Linked DNA regions of Homo sapiens: all the other regions are linked to region 1. The links are chromatin loops, found by intact Hi-C in ENCODE. Cell type or tissue: PC-3. All regions are shown on one strand. Each heading gives the region's core, and the rest is flanking DNA. Links, peaks and the distances in the headings are about the cores only. Region 1 overlaps MIPOL1 (mirror-image polydactyly 1). Region 2 has its middle 10 kb from the start of FOXA1. Region 3 overlaps MIPOL1 (mirror-image polydactyly 1). Region 4 overlaps MIPOL1 (mirror-image polydactyly 1). Region 5 has its middle 28 kb from the start of FOXA1.

The links. A loop is a pair of places that touch in the nucleus more often than their neighbours do. Peaks named below come from ENCODE experiments on the same cell type or tissue, not always from the same donor. Only the 100,000 strongest peaks of a DNase experiment are listed, where the experiment ranks them.
Region 2: it touches region 1 in a loop (7-fold over the local background); 4 of 110 quality-filtered maps call a loop at or near these places.
Region 3: it touches region 1 in a loop (7-fold over the local background); 3 of 110 quality-filtered maps call a loop at or near these places.
Region 4: it touches region 1 in a loop (6-fold over the local background); 3 of 110 quality-filtered maps call a loop at or near these places.
Region 5: it touches region 1 in a loop (7-fold over the local background); 3 of 110 quality-filtered maps call a loop at or near these places.

Annotation. Positions count from the first base shown.
Region 1 is chr14:37,433,799-37,439,836 of GRCh38, reverse strand. The region is part of intron 11 of MIPOL1 (mirror-image polydactyly 1); the gene reads right to left. It also overlaps the pseudogene RNU6-886P. Among named protein-coding and RNA genes, the nearest start is that of FOXA1, 160 kb to the left of the region's middle. In PC-3, for the core only: no CTCF peak of the experiment used is centred there; a DNase peak (open chromatin) is centred at 3,096; H3K4me3 peaks cover 695 bases; H3K27ac peaks cover 2,655 bases.
Region 2 is chr14:37,581,847-37,587,884 of GRCh38, reverse strand. No RefSeq gene overlaps it. Among named protein-coding and RNA genes, the nearest start is that of FOXA1, 10 kb to the left of the region's middle. In PC-3, for the core only: no CTCF peak of the experiment used is centred there; DNase peaks (open chromatin) are centred at 1,854, 2,664, 4,004, 4,954 and 1 weaker place; H3K4me3 peaks cover 4,385 bases; H3K27ac peaks cover 5,000 bases.
Region 3 is chr14:37,547,593-37,553,630 of GRCh38, reverse strand. It overlaps MIPOL1 (mirror-image polydactyly 1), which reads right to left. Exons shown (of 13, transcript NM_001388067.1): 13 at 2,372-6,038. Among named protein-coding and RNA genes, the nearest start is that of FOXA1, 45 kb to the left of the region's middle. In PC-3, for the core only: no CTCF peak of the experiment used is centred there; a DNase peak (open chromatin) is centred at 2,940; H3K4me3 peaks cover 430 bases; H3K27ac peaks cover 2,028 bases.
Region 4 is chr14:37,248,529-37,254,566 of GRCh38, reverse strand. All of the region lies in intron 3 of MIPOL1 (mirror-image polydactyly 1), which reads right to left. Among named protein-coding and RNA genes, the nearest start is that of MIPOL1, 54 kb to the right of the region's middle. In PC-3, for the core only: a CTCF peak has its summit at 2,604; no DNase peak of the experiment used is centred there; H3K27ac peaks cover 507 bases.
Region 5 is chr14:37,564,215-37,570,252 of GRCh38, reverse strand. No RefSeq gene overlaps it. Among named protein-coding and RNA genes, the nearest start is that of FOXA1, 28 kb to the left of the region's middle. In PC-3, for the core only: CTCF peaks have their summits at 4,275 and 4,490 (motif pointing right); a DNase peak (open chromatin) is centred at 3,042; H3K4me3 peaks cover 3,784 bases; H3K27ac peaks cover 3,208 bases.

The DNA.
Region 1 (6,038 bases), core at 369-5,368:
ATTGTTTTTAAGTATGTTAATGGTATTGTGGTTATGCTAAAATAAGAGTCCTCATCTTTTAGATGATACTTACTGAAATATTTATAAGTAAAGTAACATTGTACATGTGATTTACTTTAAAATAATACCAGAGAGTGGGGGTATGTGCACGAGACTGTGGATGAAATTTGATTGACCAGGGGTTGACGTTTTCAGGGGCAAGTGATGCGTACGTGTAGAGTTCATTCTGTAGGCTGTTGTATATGTCCAAAATTCTCCATAAGCTTTTCAAAAATGTATTTAGGCTTTTAAGATGCTTTAAATTTTATATAAAGTATTGAAGTATTTCTTTTGAGTATAAGTTTAATTTTTAATGCTTCAAAAAATAAGCTCTATATTCCCAAGGCTCTCCAGGAAACACAGAATAAAAACTAAATACATGTTAACAATAAAATTCCAGCAATTTTCTCTCAATTGCATAATATAACACAATATGTTCATTAAACCTCCACTTTTGCTTATTCTGTTCTTCCAGGCTAGAATGCCCTCTTCCTCCTCCTCTCTATCAGAATCTTATTGGTTCATATACTTCAATTCTCAAGTATTCCATAAAATCTTGTGAAATTTATTCAAGCTTAGAAGAATCTCTCCCTTCTGTGACTTGCCATGGAAGTGTCCAATTATTTCATTTAACAGCACATAGTAACGTATGTTCATTTTTAGTATATATTTTTTCTCTCCAGTTAATTATAATCTATTTGAAGGTAGCAATTGCATCTTATCCTCTGTTAACTCTATGTTTCACAAAAGTCTTTAGTACACAGTAGGCTCTTAATAAATTCATATACAACTCAAAATAGCTATTTGGTTAATGGTTACTACTAAATATGATTGTTGTTACGTTAGTGATTGTGCTACAGCACAGATAAAACAACAATATTAATACCACAACATACTAATAAACATAAACTGTTATGATTGTATGGATAAAATTGCTGTTAGGCACAGTATTTAGTTTTTGTAGCCTAACATATGATATAATGCTAGAGCTTAAAGGTTCAAAAAAAATCAAAGGGCGTGTATTTATAAATCCAGACATCAACTGTGGTTGTAATTTGTGCAGTTTGGTTGAACACAGACAAAGACTGTTAAACTCCAAAGCAGGTCAGATTCTTTTACTGTGTTAACCTGCCTTTAACATGGTCTCAGTGATGTGTTTTGTGCAATAAACATGTCAAGCATATCCAAATTAGGGAAATAATGCTGAAGTACCAGTTTTGCTTCAGCTGTATTTCTGAGGGAGGCATGAGTAGAGGAAGGGGTCCAGTAGCAAAGTAAAAGGCCCAGCTATCAGGAGGATTAGATAATATTTATGCCACTGTCGATGGCCTTAATGTAACCTAGGGGATGTTAGTTTTCTCTCTGTTTCAGTTTTCTCCTCTCCAAAAAGGGATGATGCCTTACAAGGATGTTGAAGGGATTAAATAAGATAACATATGTATTGAACTCCAAGATATAAGACAGAAGGAATTACAAACGTAGCTTTAAAAATTATATCTGTATTTTCTAGGGTAACAGTTTTAACACAAAACATTGAAGAAAATGTTATACTTTGAATTTGTACTCTTTGGAAAACATGTTTTTCATAGGTTAGGGGACAAGTGATGAAGATTATTAGATTTGAATTTCTCAATATATTTTTGAACACTAAAATGTTGCTGTGTGAATAAACAACTCCTGAAAACAAACTGTTAATCAAAAAGGGCCAAATCTAAGTTCAAGCATGCCATTTTCACAAAATATTTTTTTAAATGCCTCACAAGAAAAAAATCAACCATCTTAACTACAGCGAAAACTTGTTCCTAAAGAAAAATCAAATGATTGCATATTGTGTTCACAAAATATTGCGTTTAATGCCTAAAAAGCTAAAAAAAAGTTATAAATGTATTAACAGAATCTCAAAAAAGAGCTAATGATAACAATAAAAACTCAACATTGGGATTATAATAATAATGGGTTACCTTCATTACATTCCTAAGTGTACCCAAGTACTGTATAAAGCATTGTACATGCATTATTTGATTTGGTTATTCTAAAACAATGATATGAGGCAGGTATAATTACAATTCTTACTTTGCAGGTCAGGAAATTGAGGCTTTGAGAGGTTAATTACCCGTTGATGGTCACTCAGCTGGAAAGGCAGAACCTGCACCATCTGTCTTACTGTGGTGTTAGCTCTGAATTAAAACACTGTATCATACAAAAGAATGAATGGAAAACAAAAGTTTTACAAGTGAAAAGGTGAAGGAAGACCTAATGAAAGTAGATTTAGAAATATATGACGTTTTCTTCATTATTAATTATAATTTAAGTGAACAGTGCGTCCAACTTTCTAGGACAAAATCTCAATTTTCACCTTTTTTCATGTAATATTTTCAAAAATTTTTATTTTTTATAGTTTAGAACAACTAACCAAGCTTGATAGGACAACTAAACTTTCCATGGGTTAAAATAAATGAAAATCTTTATCAGATTAACATTGAATAAAACTAAACTAAAAAGCCAGTCCCTATCCCTAGGCTTTTGAACTTCTTGATTGCTTTACATAGTAACTGAATATTGTTCAGTTGTGATTCAATCAGAACCAGGAAGTTTTAGAAGATATTTTTGGGGAATAACTGGAACTACATTAATAGAATACTGATTGTCATAAAACCCTTTTAAGCCTAAAGAGAACAAGACATACTGTACAACAACATTTAAAGCTTAACAACTAAACAGAATAGTAAATTAAACCTTAATAAATTCATACATTTCATAAACATCTTAGGTTTGGAATAGTCAGTGGGGCATAATATTTTTATACTGAACTGAACTCATAAAATAATGTTTTTGGAATTATGGGGAAAACATTCAGTCAAGTCAATTTTGACCCTTGCAGACTTGTAAATCATTTAAACTTTAGAGAACTAGTTCATGATTTAAGGAATGAAAACTCTAGCTACCTCACATATAATTGAATCTGGAATATTTACACATTTAAATACCTAACTATAGGTAAACATTCATCATTTTGGGATAGGGCCAGGTGGAAGGGCCTCATGGCAAAATAACAATGTTAAGTCCCGGATATCTGACTGTACTGCCAGTGCCACCCAGTCTTAAAAATACTGACGGATCGTCATCATCATCCTCAGTCAATATTTACTAAGCTTTTTATGACAGCAGTGGCATTAGAAAGTTTATAGAAATCAAAACTAGCTTAAAGATCTCAGTTTATTAGATCTTGTACTGTATGTTTAACATTTATTGTTTTTGCAATTAATGAATCAGAATGTTCCTGAACAAAGGTCTTCAATTATTAGCTATTATTTTCATTTGCCAAATATTTTTAACTAGTTTAGATTCAATAAAAATCTTTAATTCATTTACTAATGCATGTGTCATGGAAAGAAAAAGAAAACATCTATAATTAAAATATACTAAATAAACCTAATTAAACTGAGTGAAATTTATTGAAATATGAAGGAATTCTCTCCTCTCCTTATCATTTCTGACTATAGCTGGTGTTCACAGGATTGAATTATTTTAAAAAGGCACCCTCTTCATCTCTAACCAGTCACAGAATCCTGCTTCTGTATCAAGTGGAAGAAGAATGTCAGGTTAATAGTTCTTTTAAAGTTGGTAGTATTTTTTTTAACATCTTATTTTACTTTTAAAAACTGCTTGAATTAGTGCCATGTAAAATACCTTCAAAAACAGTTAAAAATATTTGGCAAACATAAAATGCAAGTGAAGATATCATTTATATGTATATTTTCCATAACACAGGTGAATAAAGTCTACTCTGGAATTTAATTCCCTTATAAATCCTGCCTTTTGTAAAGCACAACACTAATAAAATCTATTTTAAAAAAATTAACCACATTGTCATAAATATACATATACCAAAACATAGATCAGTTTTTCATTATCATTTCTAAGCATTAAGCTTAATTTGTGCAGGTTACCATGCATGAGTCTTTTCAAAACTTACAAAACTCATTGCTATAATATACAAAAGTAATACATGTACATAAAAAATTTTTAAATTCAAACACTTTATTAGGGTATGAAATGAAAGTTAAAATGTCCCCTTCTCTCACTCACCATGGATATAAGAAATCTGACTGCTAGACTCAGTCTCACTTCCCAGGCAACCTGCTGTTAAGTTTCTAATGTATCACAATGTTTAAGCATACACGTATATTTAATACATACTCATTCATTCAAAACACTTATTGAGCATCAGAGACATGCCAAGCACTGATTCAGGTATAAGATTCAGCGGTTAAAAAAAAAAATCCTAAAGGACAATCCACTAATACAGTATAGTGTCATGTAAGCATGTCTATTATGAAAAAAAATAATAATAAAGGAGGGTAACAAATAGAGTGATGTAGTAAGAGGGTACACTATTTTAGATAGTGTGATCTTGTGACATTGAAGCAGGAAGTTGAACAAAGTAAAGGAACAGACTCATGTGACATTCCGGGGGTAGAACACTCCAGGCAGAGAAAACACATGGCAGGGCCCTGGGATGGGAGCACACCTAGAATATTTGAGTTATTAAGGAACCTAGTGTGGCTGGAGTGAACCAAGAGTAGAAACATGTTAAGAAATAAGGTTAGAGAGGTAGCCAGGGGCCAGAGTATATGTATACGTGTACAAACATCCATTTTATAAGTAATATCACAACATACATCTGGGGTCATAAAATTAAATACCTACAGGGTTGAGGAAGATGACTTTAAATTCACAAAGTAGGTGGAATAGAAAGTGTGGTGAAATGGCAAGTGCATGCCCCTTTTAGAGAGGGTAATTTTTACCTGGCCCTAGTCAATTGTTGAAATGCACGTGTGATGGTTAATTTTATGTGTCAACTTGGCTAGGCTACGGTAATGAGATATTTGATCAAACAGCAATCTAGATGTTGCTGTGAAGGTATTTTGTTTTTTTTTTTTTTTTGCTGTGATTAACATGTTTAATCAGTAGACTTTGAGCACAACAGACGGCCTCTATAATTATGAGTAGACCTTATCCAATCAGTGGAAGACAGAGATCCCCTAAGGAAGAAGAAATTCTGCATCTTGAGACTCAAGGCCACAACATCTGCTAAGTACGGTGGCTCACACCTGTAATCCCAACACTGGGAAGTCGAGGCGACAGGATTGCTTGAGCTCAGGAGTTCAAGACTAGCCTGGGCAACATAGTGAGACCTTGCCTCTATTTTTTTTTTAAATTAGTGCTCACCTTGGGTACATATACTAAAATTAGAACCATACAGAGAAGATTAGCATGGCTCCTATGCAAGGATGACAGACAAATTCGTGAAGCATTCCATATTTTTGGGAGAAAATTTTTGCAATCTATCCATCTAACAAAGGGCTAATATCCAGAACCTACAAGGAACTTAAACAAATTTACAAGAAAAAAAACAACCTCATCAAAAAATGAGCGAAGGATATGAACAGACACTTCTCAAAAGAAGACACTTATGTGGCCAACAAACATATGAAAAAAAGCTCATCACCATTGGTCATTAGAGAAATGCAAATCAAAACCACAGTCAGATACCATCTCACGCCAGTTAGAATGGTGATCATTAAAAAGCCAGGAAACAACAGAGGCTGGAGAGGATGTGGAGACATAGGAATGCTTTTACACTGTTGGTGGGAGTGTAAATTAGTTCAACCATTTTGGAAAACAGTGTGGTGATTCCTCTAGGATCTAGAACCAGAAATACCATTTGATCCAGCGATCCCATTACTGGGTATATACCCAAAGGATTATAAATCATTTTATGATAAAGACACATGCACACGTATGTTTATTGCGGCACTATTCACAATAGGAAACACTTGGAACCAACCCAAATGCCCATCAATGATAGACGGGATAAAGAAAATGTAGCACATATACACCATGGACTACTATGCAGCCATAAAGAAGAGTGAGTTCAGGGTCGGGTGCGGTGGCTCATGCCTGTAATCCTGGCACTTTGGGAGGCCGAGGCAGGT
Region 2 (6,038 bases), core at 505-5,504, 150 kb before region 1:
GAGGAGGGAAAGCCTTCCTCCTGACCCAAGTGTACAGCTCCGGTGGCGCTCGGACCCACCAACGCTACCGAGCAAACATTTTTACAAAAAAGAAAAAAACAAATGTTTTGGGAGTGAGCATAGGACAGGGGAGGGGAGCTGCAATTGTTACTCTCACCTTGCATTTAGGAAGGGCAGGTATGAAACATTTTTAAGGTGACAAAAACAGAACCAAAGATAGGGAAGAAGAAAAGCTCACCAGTTCTATTCAGCAAAAACTAAACAACTCACAGGTGTTCGGAAGTAGAAGGCAGTTCCGTCCATTTTCTACATGATGGCTAATACAGTGTTTACATCAAAGGCAAAATTTAATTTCCATTGTCCCTTTGTGATCCCCCTCATACAGGATAAACTGATGAGAATTATTAGGGAAGGAGGGATTAAAACAAACAAGATCCTAGTAAAGCTCCCAACCTCTGTTTTCATTTTCTGAAGGCTAGATACCTAATTGATTTCACTGAAAGCATAAAAACATTATATTTCTTAGAAGTCTAACAGATTTGAACGAGCCATAACAGAAAAGAAGTCCTGAAGTGATAAAAATGTAAGCCCTTGTTTTGGCATTTTAAAAAATTGGTCTCAATTCCACAAACATGCTTAAGTTTCTTTGCAAAAAACTGCCGAGATCAATACAAATTCCTTCCAATGCTGGCCAAAGTAGAAGACCTGTCACCCAAATTAATTAACCTTTCCTCAAGATCAATTGGTTTTCTGTTGATTTAGCAGTAATATTGTAGAACATTTAGCTATAATGTATTTTAATGTGATCCCTCAATGTCAACAGGAAAAAATTCGTTGAAAAATAAAATAGCTTAAATAAGTTAGTAGACATTTTATACCTTTGTAGGAAATATTTTGCCTTCAAAAATTAAATACCAATTGTTTATTTGAATTGTAATAAAGTGTGTTTTGCAACTAAATGGAGTTAAGAGCATGCCTAATTACTCCAAGATAGTTATATGCAAAAAGATGATTGTTTTAAAGATATCTAGAACTAAATAGGTAATCAAATTATGCTGAAATTTAAAAACAAAATTTTCTCAAACTGAAAGAATCGTTAGAATCAATAGATTCTCATGAGAGTAAGAATGTAAGAAAATGAAATGAAAAAAACATGAATATTTCACAATCTTCCTGTTTATAAATAGAATTGATTTGGAAAGGTAAAGCGTTTCTTAAAGTAGCCACTTACACAAGTTTTATTTTCATGCACGATGTTAGTGTATCCAAATAACATTTAACAACAGATTACCTTAAATCTTGTGTTTTTTCTTCCAAATAGCTAAGTTTGGGGGCATAATAATTCCATTGGTTTTTCTTTTAGCCCCAGCCCAGCATGGTTCTTTGAACTTTGGCCAGCTAGGACTGCAGCCCTCACCTTTTTGTTCTCCACCATCATTTTACCAAGCAATCTGGGGCTGGAAAATACCCATGCCATTCAATTTTAACTTGTAAAATGCATGAATTTTCCTGTTATAAACATTTTAAAACACCTGACAAGGGGGAAATCCTCACTTGCCACCTTTCTTTTTCTATTTAACTTCCTTATTTCTCCAATTATGTTAGCTGTGACTACAGTGTAAGAGCAAAGCACATGGTGAGAGTGAGCACTCCTCCCCCTTGCAGTCCCGGGAAATAAGGAGCCCTCCTTTTTCTGGGTGCCACTCCGTGATCTTTTGGGGTTCTCTATGTTCCAGTCAACCTAAAGGACAGAGGCAAGATATTCTCCCTCAAAATCCAGGAAGGAAAGGGCTTAAGTAGAATCGTGCTCGAATACATCAGAATCCAGGTGGAATGCGGGTCAAGTCACTGGCGAAATCAAGAACCAGGCCAGTGACACCAACGGCAGGCCTGACTCAGAATTTAAGTGTGAGGTTGCCTTGGTTTAACTTTTTACGTCTCTCAACTCCCCTTCAAGATTACACATCAGGGGCTTTTTCTTTTCTCTTTATTTAATTTCTGAAACCAAGGAAAAAAACAACCTGGAAATTCCCCCCAAAGCATTGCTATTGCCTGCAAATTGGGAACAATGAATTAAATTGGAAACCTCCTTAGCCAATCCCCCCGCCCCCCCCCCCAACACACACACACTTTTAAAAAGGAGTACATTTGTTATTCTTTTGCTTGCCTGCTCATATCCCGGGTCAGTTTTCTGGTTTCTCTCTCTTACGCCAAAGATTGTTTTAAAACACAAACAATTTAATGAAAAGACTTTAAGGAGCTCTGCGGCGGTTTGTATCCTTTGTATATTTAATTTTAAGGGCCCATTATGCACCAGGGAGGAAGTAGGCGCCCTCCTAGTCCCGTGCTCCTGGAAAGCGGAATTTCTTTGCATGATTCAGGTGACTAGGATATTATTGGAACGTTCCCCTAGCTCTGGGTCCCACTTGGGGGCTTTGTGCTTCACTACCGCAGTCCAGCTATACACCCGTAACCCAACAGCGGCTCAACCCTGGGCGCCAACTACCGCTGCGTCCTCCGCCGCTTTTCGCAGGTGGAGGCCGATTCATGAGCTCAAGCCGCAATGAGCCGTATTGTAGCGCAGGGCCTCGTCCAGGTTTCCTCGCCTCTCCCAGGAGTCACACCGCCTTCTGCTGACACGCGCTTCCTTTGTGTCATGCCTGGCTAATATATTAATGGGGCGGATAACCCGGATCCTTAGCGGAGGGGAGGAGGGGGTTGGAGATGGGGAGGGCAGGGAAGGGAACCGAACAGCTCTGGTTGCTGACCCTTGGGCCAAAGAGCCCTGGGGCGGACCAGGAGTGGGGGAGCGAATCGAGGTGGGGAAAGTTCACATTGGGGGCACTGAAAGTAAACTTAAATGCCTGAAACAAGTTTTAGAAAAGGTGACCTGATGCTAATGCTCGGTCCTGGGCACAAACTGCGCAGCCAGACGCCGCGGACGCCGGAGAAACTGCCCCTCTGGCGGAGCGGGCCGCGCTCCTGCAGCGAAGTGTCCGCCCCCACTACCCCACCCCGGGCCGAGAGCTCCGCCGCGCTGCGCTATGTGCGGAGTCACGGGTGAAAAGTCCTAACTACGTGTCGCACGAAGGCCTCTTGACGAGTGCACACCTTCACGGACTCAGACTCATTAATCTCTAGCTGAGCCAGTTACCTTAGATGCTGGGTTCCAGTGCTTAAAAATAAAGACCAGCCCGCTCCTTGCCCTCAAGGAGAAGCCAGCTTTTCCCACCCTCACCCCCAAAGAATTGTGCGGCCTCCCAGTCGGACTCATCAGCCACACAGGTGGATCTCCTGCGCTACGCCAGGTGGGCGGGAGGAACGGCAGATCCCTGGCCGGAGGCCTGAAGCCCAAAGGTCCCCGCCGCCGGGTGCCGGCCTCATTCCAGCCCCGGCCTCCCGGGCGGAACCCCCTCCCCACCGGGCCCTGGGCCCCACCCGCCAGACGGTGCCCGGGTGCCCCGAGACATATGCTGCCCGCAGGCCGCGCGGCCCGACGGAGTGCTCACTGCCGAGGCGGTTCTCAGCCCATCAAAAGCCCAGGCTTTCTTCAGCCGTATGGGCCGCGAGGTGAACAACAATGCCCGGGCCCCTTCACTTCAAAAGCAGCGATCAGGGGAAAGGCTCCCCCAGAGAATTTTTTTTTCCCCTCAGCCTTTCATTCCTGGTTTGAAAAAAAAAAAAAAAAAGGCATCAGCAACTCCAGGCCCCGGGCGAGCCTAATGCCCTTTGATGGGGATTGAATTCATTATCTCCAATAACACAATTGTGCTTGGCCAACGAAAAGAGCAAAGCAGGGCTCTATCCCGCCGGAGGGGCCCGGCCGGGCGGGGCTGGCAGGCGAGCAGTGCTCCTGGGGACCCGCACACAGGCGCAGTCCTGGCCCGCCCGGCCCGCTGCGACGCCCCCTGGGCTCGGGGGGGCGCGGGCACGCCCGAGGCTGCAGGACCAGTGGCGCCGCCCGCCAGGACCGGGCGAGGAGGGGCGGGACGGCTCTCTTGTCTGATTTATTTTTCGTTTCTCCCTTCGCAACCATCCCCCGAGGGCTGCCCCCGCAGAATGGGTATTTACTCTCCTCCCTCCCGGCCTCCAGCTGGGAAGCCATCCCTGGTGCCCGGGGCGCGCTGGGCAGAAGGGCCGCCCTGCGCCCCTGGCTGAGCACGCAGGGCTCTCAGCATCCCGGCCGCGCCGCCCAACCCCGGCGCGGAGCTGGCTGTACCCGCAACCTGGCAAGGAAAAACTGGGCCCCCTCTCGCTTCCACGCCAGCCATTGCGGAAAAGCGCCCCAGGAACCTGGGCGGGGACCGCGGGACACCAGGTCCCGCCCCCGGGTGCAGGGATCTGGACGCGGGGCTTGATGCCTGGTCCCCTCGGCTTCCGGGCCTGTGGACACTGCCTGGGACCGCCACCTGACACGAATGTCGCCTCCTCCCGGGTTTCACCGCCATCCCTGCCCTTTCAGCCACCTCCAGCCCCCGCCTTCTCTGCCCTCTTGATTGTACGGAGGTGGAGGTGAAAACCCACTAAGACACTGCGGGTCTTGACCTCGTGTGTGTGTGTGTGTGTGTGTGTGTGTGTGTGTGTGTGAGAGAGAGAGAGAGAGACAGAGAGAGAGAGAGAGAGAGAGAGGAGAGGGGGGAGAGGGAGAGAGAGAGAAGAGGGAAAGAGAGAGATTATATTTTGAATTTCTCAGACTCATGATCAAAGAAGACTTCATAGCCTGTTGTCTTATTAAATTGCAGTTCAAGGCATTACTGAGATGCTTCCTACACAACCTTACTCCCCCTCTTCACCCCCATTACTGGGGAAAGTTCGGACTGAAGTTTTATTTCAGTCAGATAAATAATAATAATAATAACAATTTAAAGTACTTTAAACAAACAGAAGACTTATTGAAATGCTCTGCGGTAGTAACTGTGGATTGGTCGTTCCTCACTAATGAGTCATGACTATCCCAACCTCCAAGCAATGGACTCTTCACCTTTCTCTTCAGAGAATTAGAGCCAGCACACACATGCTGTAGGAGGTATATAGACAGGTAGATAGCTATATATATATATTCACACAAATTGATATAGCGACTTAGAGGAGCATCCACAAGAACTTCCTATCTATACAACTGTCCTGAAAGCAAGGAAGCAAGAAATTGAGTAATATGCTGATTTGAGGTCAACCGAGAGAAGTGTTTCAGATTTGACTTTCAGAGAGGCATTATTTTCATCAGGAGATACAGGGATTAATTATTTAATTCTCTTCAGCATAGAGTAACCTTTACAAATTTAACCCATTGACTCTGACTACAACCTTCAATGTTTAGGCCTCAGCACTGGGGGTTCCTCTCCAGTACGTAAGATTAAAAGACTTCAGTTCTTGGCTCCAGGCTTTCTTTCTTCCCCTTTGTCTTATAGAGCAGCATCCTGAATGTAATTTATATTAAAATATATATTGACTTTTGTGAAGTCTTTTTAGTTTTCATTTACCTCAGAAAGGATGTAAAACATTTACCTTGCAGATATTTTGAGTGTCTAATAAAGAAGTGTATGGGAAATTCTATTCTTTAGATGAGTTTTAAACTCTGGATTCTACAGGTTGTCAAAAAATGAATGAATTCTCTTTTGGACCCTTAGCCTATTTTTTATTAACTTATTAAAAATAGGTTTGAATCTTGGTGGCTGGTTCATTTACATTGTGGTGACTTACTTCAGTCACCTTTTATAAAATCTCTTTTGCAACATCAAGTGGAGGTTTAATCTTTGTCTTGAATTGTGCCACACATATCCCACACCTGGTGGACTGCTGCGCTTCCTTTGCATATTCATTGTCACATGCTTAGAAATACTGGGAAGAGAAAGATGTTTATACAGGGTAAAGATGAATTAGATTTTACATATTAACAATTTGAATAAGAGTTTAACATAATATGTATAATCAGAATAAGTTATATGTAGGTATAGCTATTTAAGAATTAATTTTTATGATATTTTGAGGACTTCAGAGGACTCAGGACCCAGGGTAAGAACTATTCCCTGCATAACAAT
Region 3 (6,038 bases), core at 663-5,662, 110 kb before region 1:
ATGTTTAATTTCTAAATTAGGCATAGTAAGAGATAAATAATAATAATAAAATAGAATAATTATAACAATATACTGTGATAAAAGGCATGAGAATGTGGTTTCTGTCTCTCAAAATATCTTATTATACTATACTTACCTATTTTTGGACTGTGGTTAGTTGTGGGTAACTAAAACCAAGGAAGTGAAACCACTGTATATGTTTTATGTTCCTGAAGATAATGTAAAGCATGAACAAGTTAAGGAGAGCCATAAAAAATTTTAAAAACTCAATTCTAACTTATAGAGATGAAAAATACAATGTCTGTGAAGAAAGAGGGCCTGGATGGGTTAACAACACATTAGACACTGCAAAAGAAAAGATTAGTAAACTTGAAGACAAAGCAATAGAAACTATCCAAAATGAAACAGAGAAAAAAACTGAAAAGAAATATAATAAAAATATAGTTAGAACGAATAAGATCTAATATTTGATAGCACAACAAGCTGACTACAGTCAATAATTTATTGTACACTTAAAAATAACTGAAAGAGTATAATTAATTGTAACAAAAAGGATAAATGCTTGAGGTGATGGATATCCCATTTACCCTGATGTGATTATTATGCACTGTATGCCTATATCAAAATATCTCATGTGCCCCATAAATATATACACCTACTATGTACACACAAAATTAAAAATTAAAAAAAAGAACGAAGCATGAACAAGTTGTAGGATAACTTTAAGTAGCCTAATATCCAGAGAATAGTAGATCCAGAGAAAGAAGAAAAGAGATAGGGAAAAATATTGGAAGAAATAATGGCTGAAATTTTCGATAAAGACTGCAAATTCATGGATCCAAGAAGTTCAGCAAACCACAGGCACAGAAACATGCAGAAATCGACACTACATATCAAAATCAAATTGGTTAAAGCAAGTGACAAAGGGAAAATCTTTAAAGCAGCTAGAGGACACATAATGTACAGAAAATAAAAATAAGAATGACAGCAGGAACAAAGCAAACCAGAAATATTAGAGCAACATCTTTAAAATACTGAAAAAAATCCACAAAACCATGTTAACCTCAAATTCTATATGCAGCAATTTTTTTTTCACAGAATGGAGGCAGAAAAAGAGTCACATTTTCAGACATACAACAGTTGAACCAACAGTTCTTCACTGGTATAGATGATAAATACTTTGGGCAGAAGGAAAATGGTAACAGGTGGATACACGGATGTATGTAAAGAAAATAAGGGCATCAGAAATCGTAAATACACGAGTAAATATCACAGTAAATATCACATACGTTCATTCTTATTTTAAAAATTTTCTTAAACATAATTGACTTTTTAAAGTTAAAAAAATTACAATTATGTGCATATGTAGAAGTAAAATGTGTGACAAATCACAAAGGTCATACGTGATGAAACAATAATTTAACAAAGTAATGTGATAGTTTAGATAACACCAGTTTATAGAATTTTTGCCCCAAAGACACCTACTGCCCACTTCCACTCCATTCCTCTTTTAGTCATGTACTCTAAGCTGTAAATTCTAAGTTCACTCCAGGTGATAGAGTGCTACACAGTCTGTTTACATTTACCTTATCATGATTGAATAATCAAATGCAACAGAAAGAGTGTTTTTAGATTTCAGCTATTGAAGCAAAATTCCACGTACATATTCCAAAATGAGTAGAGGTGCTTTATGGTAGATTTGAGTCAGTCTATTATTATTATTATTATTATTATTATTATTATTATTATTATTTGAGACAGTCTCACTCTGTCACCCAGGCTGGAGTGCAATGGCGTGATCTCGGCTCACTGCAAGCTCTGCCTTCCGGGTTCACGCCATTCTCCTGCCTCAGCCTCCCAAGTAGCTGGGACTACAGGCGCCCGCCACCACGCCCGGCTAACTTCTTTTTTGTACTTTTTTTAGTAGAGACGGGGTTTCACCGTGTTAGCCAGGATGGTCTCAATCTCCTGACCTTGTGATCCGCCCGCCTCGGCCTCCCAAAATGCTGGGATTACAGGCGTGAGCCATCGCACCTGGCCTATTTTTTTAATTAAAATAATTTGATCTCACTTCTTATGTTCTTTCTAACCATATTCACTAAAAATGATATTTCTCTTCAATATTTTATTACTATAATTTTATTTTATATCTAAATAGTTTTGAAAGATTCCTAAGGTACCTAACAAATTTGTTCATATTGACATTTATCTTTATTAAATTTGTTAAGGAAGTCAGACAGTTTGACAGTGAACTTAATCTGTTTCCTTACTGCAATATATTTTATAGTGCATATCTAGTACACTGTCTTCAGGATTGTACATTTATAAATTTGATTAAGATCGATGTATAAGAATTGCATTGAAATATGTATAGGATTTGCAATAGGGGATTTTATTTGAGTACAAAGTAAATATATATTTTAAACATTTGAGTTTGTGCATTAAAATACATCTTTGTTAATAATCAGATAGTCCAGAAATTGGTGGCTTCTAAAATACCAGCATACACCAAAACTATATTTAGAAGACAATTAGATTAAAAATTATGCATATTAAGACTTCTGCAAAGGAATATCATTGTATACATTTTAATGATTCTCAAAAATACACATTTATCATTGTCAAATACTATTTATGAAGTCCTACATTAAATAATTCAACTTTTAGAAGTTTAACTTAACTTACACTAAAATATATAATAAAAAAGAAAAGTTTTCTTTTTCTAATTTCAGTATATATGCTGCCGAAGCAAGCACAAGAAAAACTCTTCAAAAAAGATTTTTCTAGTAAAAGGATTACAAAAAATTTGGTAACTTGAGATGCTCTTCTGGAACGTATGCTGCTGGTTTAAATGTGCAAGCTCCAACTTAACAAATGTTTAAAATATTTGAGTTTTTAAAACAGTGCCAAAACAAACCACATCTTTTCTAGAGATGACATATTTAGCTAAGCACGAGCAAAATAAATCTTTCAACCATTCCATGTATTTGTTTAAAAGCCTAAGAAACCACGTGCATTTCCAATAAAACATGAACAAAACACTGAAATCACTGGAGCCTAACAGTTCACTTATAAATCATTTTTTTAAAAGGTAAATGTATCGGTGTGTGTGCATGTATATATATATATATATATGTAAAATATGAATAGATAGGTTAGCTGTAAATACTAGTTACCAACAACACAATAAAATCAGTAAAAAATTTGGGTTCCAAACACATCATATGTGAAAAGACAAAAATATATAAGCCATGGCTATTTCATCATAGAATGCCTTATTAATCACAAGTATTTGAAAATAGAAAGTTTAAAAATAATTGTGATCTTTAAGAATAGTACATATAAAATGTTTTTCTACGAAACTATATTCAATATTAAAAGTATAAATCTTTAATATTCTAGATTTTTAATAAAATAAACAAATTATATAAATAAGCAACCTGATAAGAAGATGACTGAATTTATTTGAATAAGGAAATATACAAAGGATCAACTTTATCATTGAAAAAAATTAGCAAAATATTTTACTCCATATTTAAAATACATTAATAATTTCTAACTTATTTATAAAATTTTAAATTCTCATATATTAATAATTAATAACTTTGCTTTAACTGCTTATACCTTGCTTATAACCAATAACTTTGCTTATTACTGGTTTTAGCTCTAAATTGCTCTAGGAGATAGAGCAAGCCTTGAAGTTTAGACTACCATGTTAAAAAACTAAGCTGATAGGTTTTAGCATCAGGCCAAATTAAAAACAGTACAAAGAGACTCATGTTATGTTTTATTAGCAATGAATTGTCACAATATTCCTAATTAGTGAAGGCTGAGGCAAAGCATACTGCCACTATAATACCATAGAGAGGTGGTAATAATGTGATGCTGTTTACACATGCAGTTCACATTATTGTACTTCATTGAAAAAAATGTGTACAATCTTTTGATTATTAGGGAATTTGTATGTAGTATGTGAAAGAGATGGTACTATCACAACAGAAATTGCAAGAGTAAAATCTTTACTTTGAAATTTTTTTCTTACAGAGAGATTTAGAGACTCATAGTTGCATGGAGTGTGGTTATAAGATCTTAGTTCTAGGTCCTAGCCAGTCCTTGGCAAATTCCAAGGCTTACTGAGTCTGTTTCCTCATCTGTAGAATGAATATAATAATAATTATAATGACAGTAATACTAAAATTATCATCACCATCGTTATTATATGGGTTATATATATAATTTATTATTATTATGATTGTCGATAGGATCAAATGAAAAAACAGATGTAAAAGGACTTTGTAAATCATCAAGTGCTACAAATGTTAGTATTAGCATTTTGCCTTTCCTGTAAATTACTTATTTTTACAAGAAGAAGTGAATTCTCATGTTACTATAGGATTTAGAGTTGATGATGTGTAAAGCAAACTCAAAGCAACATTTCTCAGCAGTGTGGAATACTTCTAAAGTTGCATTATTGTTGAATACATAGAGAACCTATCTTCAGTAGGCAAGGCTATTCCTTCATACAGAAAAAATATATAAAGACCATCTGACACACTGTTGATGGACACTTTTAAGTGTAAGAAATTAATTAAGATAATATTTGGCTGTAATACTTTGCATTTGAAATTTTGTAGACAATTCATTTTCAAGAGGATGTGATATTTTTGGGAGATTACCTATACTGAACAATAGTGGATGTTAGAATTATTTTGCAAATTTAACTTTATAATATCATATTCTATAAAAGTTCTGCATATTAATTATAGGAATTGGTTTTTCTAATTTGATCATTTAAGCGTAGAAAGATTTGTTTGGAAATTGTGAAATGTCTTTATACTATATTTTGTGTATTCTAAAAGACAAAATAACTCAAGAAAAGTTCATCTGCTTTCAACATTAAACCGAAAATTCAAATTTACTTGTGATTTATTTTAAGTGAGATCAGGAATGGACTACTTTGTGACAAAAATTGTTTCTCTTTACTTACCTGCACCTCCCAGATGACTTTAAAGATAATGTTTCTTCACATAGGGAGCTGTTACACGTTTCAAATAGAGCCCAGAGACAAGACTCCATGCATGACCAAATCATTACATATTTCTCTATTATAGAGTCATTGGTCTATGAGAGGATATAATTCTCTTTAGGACTATAGAGCAAATTAAATCAGTTTATTTTTAACCCCTGTTGTCCCTTATTTTCTAATTCTCATAGTTAAAAAAGTTACTTTAATGGATACAGATTTAATAAGGAAGAAATAGAGTTTGTTAGCATTATGATTCTTTTGTGATCTATGACAAAGTAGCTTACATTTTCCTGTGGAGTAAAAAAAAATTGAAATGGATAATCTGCTATGGTATATGAAAGAATGGTACAATAAATTGTCCTGAATGTACTTATCCTGTAAATAGGCAATGGTAGATAATTTAGCTCAATCTTAAAGATGAATTAAAAACGTATAGACTTAGAAAAAATTTTACTTCCCTACAAAATTTTTGCTAATTAAATCTCTACTTGTCTATTTCATCCTGTTCCAGGCACAGTCATTTCCTCTTGGTCTTTCGTCTGTCTAATCTAAAAATATGAAAGTATTTTGCCTATAACTAATTACATAAAAATCTCAGTTCTATTCATAACTTCATATGACTGCTATGCTGTAACTATCTTATTTCTGGAATAAAATAAAAAGCAGGTAACCTTAACCAAATGGCAAGTTTACTTTTTTCTAAATTCTTATATTTCTACATTACAATTGTATTGAATATTATATATTAGATCCTCCTCCTCCACAATAAAAATCAAATGGCAATTAAAAAAAGATAAACAATAAGAATACTTAATAGGTTTGATGGTCTCTTTTAAGACAGAGGCATGCTAATTTTCAAGCAAAAATGACAGAGACTTATAGCTTAAGTAGAATTCAGATAATTATTCAGACCCAATATTAAAAAATACTGACAATGTGAATTTATAAGTACACATTAACAGTCTCCTCTTTTTATTGAAAACAGTTTGCATTATTTGTAGTGAAACAAAAA
Region 4 (6,038 bases), core at 468-5,467, 190 kb after region 1:
AGAGGTTGGGTGTTTGTGGGGGTAGGGATGTATGGGAACACTCTGTACTTTCAACTCAATTTTACTGTAAATCTAAAACTGTTCTGAAAGATAAACTCTATTTTTTAAACTGCCAAAACATAATTTAAAAAATAATTTGTGGCATAAACTCACCAACATGAACTATTCATATTAGAAATTATGAATCTTAAAAGGGTTCACAACAAATGTCATAACCAGTTAGAAAACTAAGTTGCCCTTGTAAACATTTTTTGTTTTTTCATTCCATTTTTCTACTCAGTCCAAGAGTATTAACAGAATCATTCACATCAAGCTTAAAAAATAAAGAATTCCAGAATCGTATTTAATAAACTTATTTATATTAAAGGAAATTTTTTAAAATAAAAGACTATAACCTCAATCATTCTTCTAAGAGTAGCCTCAGCATCTCCTCAGGAAATGAATCAATCCTTGCTGGCCAGCTGCCAGTATTCCTAAAACCACTCTCTCAAATATTCTAGATGGTCATGTGTGAGAAGCTACTAGCACTCTATTAAGCTAGGTCCTATGGAGATAAGTAGTAAATTTAATCAGATCTCAGACATGTTCTTCTTTTAACCCCCAATGGCACATGGAAAATTTTTTAAATGCAATCTTAAATCCATACTTGCCAAAAGGAAAAGACACATAAAAATACTCTGTGATGCCACTAATCTGGAGATTTTTATTGCAACTGGAATTTCAATACAGACGAAAATAGATTTTATCCTAAATTAATATTATTAATTATATACTATAGTCTATCAAATATACTAACTATAAGCATACCATTTTGAAAATTAAAGTTCCAGTGATATTCTGAACATTGTATTGGAAGAAAATAGACTTCCTAAAATACTATTACAATCATTTCAAATACTGTTATTAAGGATTCATAATACTTTTGAAACTCAGTAGAATGTACCTTCCATAGCTAGAAGGAATAAGAAAGACAATCACCACGATTTACTTAAAAGTCCTCTAAATTTGTCAACCACCTTTGTTTTAATTTTTTTTATTTTATGTATTTATTTATTTATTTTAGCATCTGTAACCTACCACCATCACACTGGTGGAAAGAATTACTCTGGTATGTGAAATACAGATTAAATAAATTCATTTCCTGTTTCAGACATTGTAGTAGGGACTTTACATATAGCATTCCTCATCTTCGCAATGGTCCTAAATAGATTATCTCTCTATTTCATATAAAAGAAAACTCAAGCTTACAAAGATTTATGAAACTTGTACCCAAATCCAAGTAGGTAGTAAGTGAAAGATTTAAAAATTAAAACTTATGTTTAGCTCCAAACCTGTGTTCTTTCCACCATAACATTTTACTGACATTATTAAAAGTATTGGTTTTCCAACACAGTCTTCTTTCTACTTTAAAATATAGGCAATAAGCTAAAACCACTAACTATATTTCTTCTTCATGAAAAATATACCATTACTTACTAGAAAGCCAATTATTAAAATTTAAGTCCTGTAATTTAATACAGAATGATTAGTTATCTAGACATTTTCAAAACCTTTAATTTCAAGGAGTATATAATCATAATGTCTAGGAAATAGCTTTTTTTCTACCAGCTTATCTTGCTGGTAGCAATGAATGTCCATTCTAAGCAATTTGTCATTTCCTTCTTCTCCGCCTTAAACATAAAATAGTTTATAAAAGTGATATGAGATTCTACAATCATATTTTAGTCATAATGATCAACAACATTTAAAAGCATCAATTATGTTTTCCTACAGTGGTTCTTCAGTGTCTACACTTACAAATTGTCTGCAAATCATGGAATAGTTTTAGTTATAATTCAATTACAGAATTGCAGACAGACAAAAGGTAAAACAGAATATGTACTTTGTGAACAGAGAGAAAGATAAATGAATCAATAATACAAGAGGTTGATGGTGGCACACAGGTTCAAAATGCCAAGGACAAATAAACATTATTCTGACTCAACAAGAAACTACCAAACCACTTGCAAGTTACCTTTCATTAAGTTTCATTTATTTAAAAAAAATTTGTGTTACTGTGTTTTATAGAAAAACCGTAAGAATCATGGATACAAATGATACTTGCCAGTCCAATTCTAAAATAAGGAAGAAGACAACTGTTTTTTACTTAAATTCAGTAGGATAAAAAATTGTTAAATATTTACTAGCCTCCAATAAACTGAAAAATGTAAGAATTCTATTTACACAGCCATTCTATAAGTGCTTTTTCACCTTATTTCAAATAAGTACAATGATTCCTGATTTAGAATCATGATCATGTTTTAAGCTTAAAGATAAATTAAAAATATGTAATCTATATCTAAATTTAGATAATACATAAATAAAAATAACTACTTGTGTGTAAAATATATATTACATATGATGATCCCCCCAAATAATAAACCTAAAAACAATATTGAACAAACTCATTAAATTGAAAGGTTTTGGTCAAAAGCTTCTTCAAGGTATAATTCTCATCATTTCTTACCTTAAATTGGTAAAAAATATATATATATTTACAATATAGCAGATTTAATATTTAATTTTGGTAGGCACAGTAACCTTTTGTAACCTTTCTTAGGGAACACTGACCCCTAAAGGTTCTAAATTTAAATAAGTTTCACAATTTTCTAAATTTAACTGGTATCCAGATCTCATTTTTACCTACAAAATTGCAAGTATGTATACTTAGGGCAGACATATTTACCTGTAAATATGTAAACTATTTGCAAAGAATTGTTGTATGCTATAAAACTACTTAACCATGTATCTGCTAATAAAAATAAACATTAATTTAAGAAATGATCAGGAATTTATAACAGTATTCCAAATAATTATTCATATAAGATTTACGATCTCTATGTCTTTTTTCTTACATAGTTATGTATATAAGTAAGTACAAAAAAGGGCTAAACAACAATAATTTAACAACTCATTATTTCAGAGGGTATAAACTCCTTTGATTATGACATTTCATTTTTTCCTTTTTTTTTTTCAAAAGAGAACCCTTAAATAGAAGTTTTCACAAAAACGCAAAACATCACTTACCCCTTAAAAGGCCTGAAGATGGTAACACATTTTTTGCTGGCAATATATGTTTATTCACACACACATTGTTTTTATCAACTTACAAACTACATTCATTCAGGACTGTTTTTTTAACTCCTTAAAGAAACTTGGGGGCTAGATACAGTTGTTTTCGCCTGTCATCCCAGGGCTTTGGGAGTCTGAGGCAGGAGAATTGCTCGAGGCTAGGAGTTTGGGAACAGCCTGGACAACATAGTGAGACCCCCCAACCCCTACAAACCATTTTTAAAAAAATTAGCCAGATACAGTGACTCATGCCTGTAGTCCAAGCTACTCAGGAGGCTGAGGAAGGAGGACTGCTTGAGCCCAGTAATTCATGGTTACAGTGGGCCATGATCATACCACTGCACTCCAGCAAGGATGACAGAGTGAGACTCTGTCTTTAAAAAATATACATATAAAAAAAAACTTGGGTTTATTTTGTAGATGTCATCACCCAGCCCATCTACCAACCTCAGCTTTCCATTTTCCAAAATGTCTACAATGACAAAAACAAAGAAAAACATAAATGGTTCTATATGTTACATTATCAATCTTATCAACTCTTTGACTTAAAATATTTCAGAAGCGTTTCTACAGTAAAGCTAGGAAAAAAATGGTCACTTCAGCACTCTTTAAAATGAAATTTGTAAGATGAAATAAAGGCATATCTGTGTAATACAAGTTTTAATTAACTTAATTTCTTTTAAAATTAGTAAAATTATACTAAATAAAATAACTATTCAAAGGAACCGACTAGGAACATTTATGTAAGATAGCGCTTTGAAGCAATTTGTGATTTAAGATAAATCCCATGAACCCTGCCATCAGGGAGATGACGATGTGAGATTTTACTGTTTAAACATATCTGTTATCCCAAGACTTGAAAGTTAAAATATTTATGTTTAATTTTATTTCCTAATATTATTTAATTTATTGAGACAGTCTCCCTCTGTTGCCCAGACTGGAGTGTGATGGCATGATCTCTGCTCACTACAACCTCCGCCACTGGAGTTCAAGTGATTCTCCTGCCTCAGACTACCGAGTAGCTGGGATTACAGGTGTGCCCAAAACACCCAGCTAATTTGTGTATTTTTAGTAGAGACAGGATTTCACCATGTTGGTCAGGCTGGCCTCGAACTCCTGACCTCAAGTGACCCACCTGCCTTCGCCTCTCAAAGTGCTGGGATTACAGGCATAAGCCACCGCATCTGACCTTTTTCCTAATAATGTTTAATAATGGATCCTTATAAAAGGGAATGTCTTATTCCTCTTTCCAATGTCAAAAAGATGCCTGTAAAAATGTAGATTTTCCTAATGCTGTATCAGTCATGTCTGCTGTAAACTGTCTATGCATCTATATAGTTTACTGTGCCTACTGTAAACTGTCTATGCATCTGTATCTTCAACCATAAAACTTTCCTTTTCATAAGTATCCCAGAGCTTCATCAGCTCCTTCCTTGACATCCTTCCTGATTACTGGACATTTATCAGTAGTACTTCCTCTACAGTCTCTATCTCTTTAGATATATTAAAAATAACTCCTTTGACTCCTTAAAGATCGTTTGGTCTCTAATTTTAATATAACTCTTACAGCAATATGATGTGTGAATGAGAAACACAACAGATGCATCATTATTTGCTTCCTTTTTGTTTTTTTTTAACATCAATTGAGTAAAATGCTTTTGAGCTCTTTAAAAGAAGAGTATCTGCTTACTTACTTGAATAAATGAATAAACACAGCTATAACAAATTAGTTCCTAACTTCATACCAATACATTCTTATCCACAACTTGAATATATAGAGCACACCAAAATTAAGTGTCACATAATATACGCACTATTAACTTTGCACAAAAAACCTTGAACTATCTTACCCAGATATTATATATGATTGTTTTATATAGAATTACATCAGCTATCTGGATTCTAAACTCATAATAAGCAGCCCAGAGTGACAAATAAAAAGAGAAATTACTAATGGTGGGTGCAAAAACAGCAAGAAAATTTGTTAACAGTATAAAAATCAAAAACAAAATCCAGAAATCAGAAAAAGGCACTCAGATCTTTCTATAACTCAAAAGAATGTATAATTGTTAACTTATTCAGTACAATGATTATAGAACGGTCCTCAAAAATGGACTTTAACCTTCAAAAAAGGATAAAAATGTGGCAGGACTATGCTGAACAGGAGCCCTGTTGGGGGAAGGGGAACCAAAAAAGGAAGAGATGCACACAGTGTTTTAATAAGAATCCTATTTTTTAAATTATAATACAAGAGGAAATTTTAAAAGATGTACATAAAGGTTTAAGTTTTCAAATATATGTAATATCACATTCAGAAAGAATCATTTCCCAAGGATTCCAAATTTTCAACATTTTACTGTAATAGATCTTAAATATCTCTTGCCCCCTCCCTTATGTCTGCTGCTCTTATCTATCTGACTGTCCGTCCATCCATCTACCCATCCATCCATCCATCCATCCATCCATCCATCCATCCATCCTTCCATTTGTTTTTCAGGCCATATCTCAGTCTGTCTCTGTCTTCAGACAGTCTTTCCAATTCTATCTGTCTCTGACTGTTCTCTGCCTCTCAGGCTGTGTTCCTCCACACGTGCATACCTGTGAGTCTCTTCTTCTCTGTCTCATATATGTGTCTTAATTTATTTTTCAATGTATGTATCTTCTGATCTATGTCTTTCTCCTCTGTCTGCATATATACATGTCTGTCTCTCATTCTCTCTACTCTCTCTCCTTACTTTAGGTGTGTCTGTTTCTCTGGTGGATTTTTCTTTTTCACTCTGGCATTTCTCTCTCTGTGTGAGGAGAGAGAGAGATATATATATAGATATAGATATAGATATCTGTATCTTGTCTCTTTCGCTATATGTCTGAAAGAGCCATATCTTGTCTCTTTCACTATATGTGTCTCTTGTCTGTATGTACATCTC
Region 5 (6,038 bases), core at 1,039-6,038, 130 kb before region 1:
GTTTTGATCCTATGTCTGTCATGGCACCTAACACAATGTATTACAATTATTTAAAGCTATGTGAATTCCCTTTCAACTGTGATTTCCATGAGGTCAGAGACTATGTCTTATTCAACTTTGTATCCCCAGCACCAGGTATGGTATTGCCTAAATAACTAAGAAATACGAACAATAAACCCCCCTCTATTGTCTCATTCAATCCTCTCTGCAGGATACACTTTTAGACAAAATACTGAAGACTCTTTTTTTTTTTTTTTTTTGAGACGGAGTTTCTCTTTGTCACCAGGCTGGAGTGCAGTGGCGCAATCAAGACTCACTGCAACCTTCGCCTCCTAGGTCCAAGCGATTCTCTTGCTTCAGCTTCCTAAGTAGCTTGGACTACAGGCACCCACCACCACATCCAGCTAATTTCTGTATTTTTAGTAGAGACAGGGTTTCACCATTTTGGCCAGGGTGATTCAAACTCCTGACCTCAGGTAATCCACCCGCCTTAGCCTCCCAAAGTGCTGCGATTACAAGCCTGAGCAACTACACCTGGCCAAGACAAAATACTGAAGATTTCTAAATATAATCAAAACACAAATTGTCCCAAGGACTTCCAAATAGAACTAGAATGGAAACATTTCCTCTGAGAGCATTACTTTTACCTTTCATTGTACTGTACATTATTTGTAAATTATTATATGATTAATATATATTGATAAAGCTCAGATGTTTTACAATCAGTCTCCTTATCTCCCTACCCCTCACCCATTGCCACAGTTTATTATCCATACTTCTCATGACTCTATCATGTTGTGATTTCATTGGGTAAGGACTATTTTGATTTAGCTAAACATTTTAAAGTGTCTCTTATAAGATTCAAAGATAAATAAGAATTGATAAAAATAAACAACTCTCATGAACAAACATTATTTATCTCTAATTTTATCTAACATGGTTTTCTCTAGTAATACAGCTAATGGTTAAGTAATATTCCTCATGATCAATAAAGAAATTCAGTGTTTTATTATTCTAATGTTTTGTCAAATATTTGCATCTTTGAAATTTAACATGGGAAGACCATTCTTGTCTATATTTTTTATAAACACACACACTATTAATCTCTTTTTCATCCAATTTTGCAAATGTTTTGGAATTTACCACCCTGGATACATATGACAGTTTAGAGTTAGTTTGGTTCTTTCTCTTCCTTTTGCTCCTTTATTGCTAAATTGTTTCTTCTCATCACCTGTAAAGCTCACACTTTTTATTATTTTCTTTAATTCTGGTTAACATTTGCCTATTCAACCTTATACTTACCTATCTTCACTTCTCCCATTATCTTGTTCATCTCTTATTTTGACCATTTTACTCCAGTGAAAGGTCTTCCTATGACCTTCCTATCATATGGTACAACTATCTATGAATAACTATACAGGCATCTACATATGCCATGAAGATAATCATCCAGATCATCCTTGGAAAAAATTGGGGACAGCATTTAGTAAGGCATCAAGACGAACAGGGCTGTCATCTTTTAAGAAAGTTTTATTTTTTTAAATCAAATTAGTATCTAATGCAGCACAAAGTCCAAGAGAACCAAAAACTTAGAGTCTAAGAGGTGAAGTATTCAAGTTGTCAGTCCATTATTACCCCATGTGAGTTTATAATTTCCATGAAGAAACTTGATATATATTATGAACTTAAATAACAATGATAGTATATAATCATGTGCTAACAAGTAGTAGGGACTAAGCTTCAATGATCATTATATGAGGGTTGCTTGGGGTGGAACTAATATAAATAGATGGAACTGAGGTGGGAAAACAATGATATCTTGATTTGATATTAACTTGTGATAAATGTCCCAGTCCCTTAAATGCATTATTTATATATATTCCATATTTTAAAAATATGTCTATCAAACTAATTGCAATATTACCATTTAAATAAAATATACTGTGAGATAATGAACTATGTGAGCAAAGGAATCTGTAAATGCTTTGTTCTAAAATTATTACTTTTGTTTTTGCTACAAAATTTTCAATTTAATAATGCTGAGGATAGTTATTTTGAGAGGGGTTACATACAAGTATATTTTAAAATTATGTTCAGTTTTTAAGAATAAATTATACTTAAACATATTTGAATTTAGTTTCTGATTTTTCTTTAATGTAACAAAAGTCAAGAAAGGAAAATCATTTGGATGATTACATGTTTGTTGGTAGACACTATTAAAACATATTAAGCATTTATATGAAGCAGTGTTTTTAAAATGTCAAATAAAAGTATTTTCTTTTTGAAATGCTTTCTTTGATGCTTATTAAACAACCAGGCTGTTATGCTGGGGCAGCAGTAATGGAGGTTCTGCTTTTGCTTTTGAAAAGGAGCGTTGGAGCATCTCTGGATTTTAGATACATAGGAAACCCTTACAAAGACTTTGCAAACAGACTGAAGGAAAACAGATCGAAAATTGGTCTTTCAACTAGTACCTCATTATTGTTCCTAGTGGAAATTTTTCTTACTTTTAATTCTTTTTTACTTCTAATAAGGTGTAAACTATGCATATATAACAATGTTTGCTAGCCAGAGAATCTTAGAGAAGATATGCAGGAAATAAAATTTTTAGGAAATAAAATATTCTTTACAATGTATCTTAAAACAACAAAATGAACAATGAAGATGTATAAACTGGCTGTGCATTTACTTAACTTAAAGGATATCAGAATTAATATATTACAAAAAAAATTCATTCTTAAAAGCAAAGTATAATTGTTTGCCACAATTATTTTAATATATTTCTTTCCCAGGATAAATTTTAAACTCAGGAAAGCAAGGACTGGAATTGGAAGGGTTAAAAAAACACGAAGCAACAGTAACTCCATTTAGATAAGGGGATAGAAGGGTGGAGCAAGGGAACAATACACTAAAGTACTTTTCTTTCACAGATCTTGGTTCAAATTAAGGTTAAATTCCAAAGGAGGATGTGTTTTCCCCATATGGAGTCTTAAAGGACATGCCTTTGTTTCCAGCTTCCCAGAGAAGATATATGTTAACACAAACAAAGCATTTCATAATAAATTTAACTTTTATAGAGTGACTAATGCCCTGTGGAGATAAGGCGGACTCTCAGTCACCTGTGTTTAATCCAGGCTGAAGAAATTATGCCAAGGGCACACTGACAAAACTTTATTTCTTCGGAGAAGATGGCAGTAACTTGGTAGGGAGCAGAAAGGGTCTTGGTTTTAAAAGTCTTGTTAGAATGACTCTCATTCTCACTGTGAACCCAGTTTAGCATTTATGTACTTTGGAAGGACAAAGAGGTGAGGTAAGCCTGCCAAAATTTGAATCTGTGTTTCTGGGAACCTGTTAGTAGGTCAACTGTTACAAATGTAAGAGGAACTGCAAAGGAGCGGTAAATACTAGAAATTTGGGAGTTGGCCTGCAAATAGCTTTATTAAAGCTTGCATACTGTTTCTTCTTCTAGATCTCAGGTCAGGTGACATGATATTTAAAATGTCACAGAGTATCACTATTTCTCGATCCAAACAGGCTTGGGTGCAGGTAGGGTGGGAGGTAGAACACCATGTAAAGAGACAACTGTTTTCTGCTAAAAATATTTGACAGTTAACAGACAGAAACGGAGATCTTTAAAATTTTACTTGGGATCTTGCTAACAATAATAATTTATTAATCTATCTCTTCCTCCTAAGAAAGACAAATGGTTTATTTATGAAAATAGTACTTTTCTTTCCCCTTTCCCTTGCTTTTATCTCTATGTTGTTATTAACTAGAGGCCTAATTATGAAGTCCTTATTCTTGAAAAATGTCACTGAATTTGTGGTTAGGTAAAGTCACTCATTGAATATACACATCCCCTTTCCATGTGCAAATTCTATTGACTTCAATTGAAGAGTAAAAGTTAGTGCTGTGACATGTGAGGAAGGAATTCCTTTTGAGAAAAGGAAACAATCTATTTGCATCAATCATATCAAACACACTTGACTATACATTATAAAATATTTGATTTATTTTTTATATTTATATATTCATCCTTGATGAAAGGCTTAGGCAATCTATATAAAATTTAAATAAAATAGAATACCAGTCTCCCTTTCTTCTCCACTCACTAAAAAATGGAGACACTGACAAAGAATAAACTTGATTTAGTTGCTATATGAGAATTTTTGTAACACTTTAGTTTATCAATCTGCAGGTCACTAATATTGATTCTAGACAAAATTAAGCATCGTCACTTATTTTATACTTCTCATTTCTTTATAGTGCTCAAGTTCCTTCTTGTGCTCTGAATAAGAAAAAATACCTTTCATCTTTTCATGTTAGCCAGTGGCTAAAAGAAGATAACTTTTCCGACTCTAGCCTACTAGACAAGGGTAATGAGGTTTCTCTTCTCAGGCTATGTAATGCCAAATCCAAATATCAGAAATTAATTAACTGTCCCAAATTTCAGAAATTAACTTCTCAGAGAGGAACACCACAAGGGGGCAGGTGAATCCAGGCTAGGTCCTAGGTAAGAGGGTCTCAGTATTGGGAATCCTGGTCAAAAGATAGGGAAAGGTTAGGTGAGAATTAGAAACAACTCTAAAGATAGTATTTCTTCATGAACATAAGCATTGGATCTGGATCACCCAAGTGCAATTTTATTTAGAACATCTAGAAGACATTAATTACAATACAGCAAGAAAATAAGTGAAAGATATCAAACCAATGTAAATAGTAACAGGTTGAAAGTGCTTACTATGTTTAAGAAGGCCAATGGGATAATTTTACCAAGAAAAAAAAGACTGTATGTGAGAAGAAATCCAAAATTTACTACAGAGCAATCGGGGTATGGTTTGAAGATAAATTACAACCAGATAGGCAAAGTAGCAAGTAATTAAAAGACGACATGAGAAGATATCTTTGCTTCAAGGTGATCTTAATAATGAACAATTTTGTAACAGAAGCATAAAGTTTGAATAGAGCTATGCTAGTTTTTTTTTTCTGAACACAAAAATTAAGAAATTAATCTGAGGCACTTTAGGAAAGAGAAAATCTGCTATTTAAAAAGATTAAAGAGTCTGTTTTGATTTTCATTAGAAATTAAACTTAGCCTACGAATAGGAGGCAAAAATTGATGTTTAAAAATTAGTTCTCCTAAACAAATATTTTAAAGTTGATACCAGATATCCCCTGTGAGAATGTCAATGACAGTATCTTCTATGGCCAACATATACACATACCTTCTGTGCAAAACAGCCAGGATGAATTCTGTTTGGCAAAGCTGGAAATTATCACCAGTTTCTCTTTTATACCTCACTAACAAAATACATTTAATTATTTGATGTGAATAGACAGTATATTATCTTTTATAGATTAATAAAATTAAGCACACAGAATAGTGTAGGTTAATGAAGTACACAAGTTTTGGCTGTTACTGGTAATTTCTATTTCATTTCCAATAGCAATTAGAATCTTTAAAATGAGCTCTTAAGTAGCTTCTTTTATTTATGATAAAATTAACTTCTTTTTTAGGCCTATACAATAATTTTTTATAATGACAATGTACAAGTCATTTCTTTTATTATAATTCTATTGATTGATGAGGTTATCTCAAAATACACTTCAGGGCAAGCCAGGTTTTAGAATGTGGGACTCCAAATTGATCAAACTTTCTGTTGTACCATGATATATTTTGGTTTATTGGTATCATAGGACTTAACACTAAACTAGTAAGCCTATTTTTAACGCAAAACTCTGGACTGAAATGTGAATGCCTATTCCTATTGTACTTTAACGAAGGCTATTTCTCTCCAAATTCACTCATTCTTCTCATTGTATGTATACACATATATAAACACATACATAATATAGACACATACACATAAACTTATGTGTACATACATACATGTTGCAGTCCATTGGTGATATTTTAGAGCACTCTTTCTCCTCTTTTCACTCTGTGAATTCTCTTCTCTTCCTTTACTCCAAGTACTTGCAAAGTCCTCATATGCTTTGTCACCTTAAGGACATGGAAGCAGCTTCTGCAATGCTTG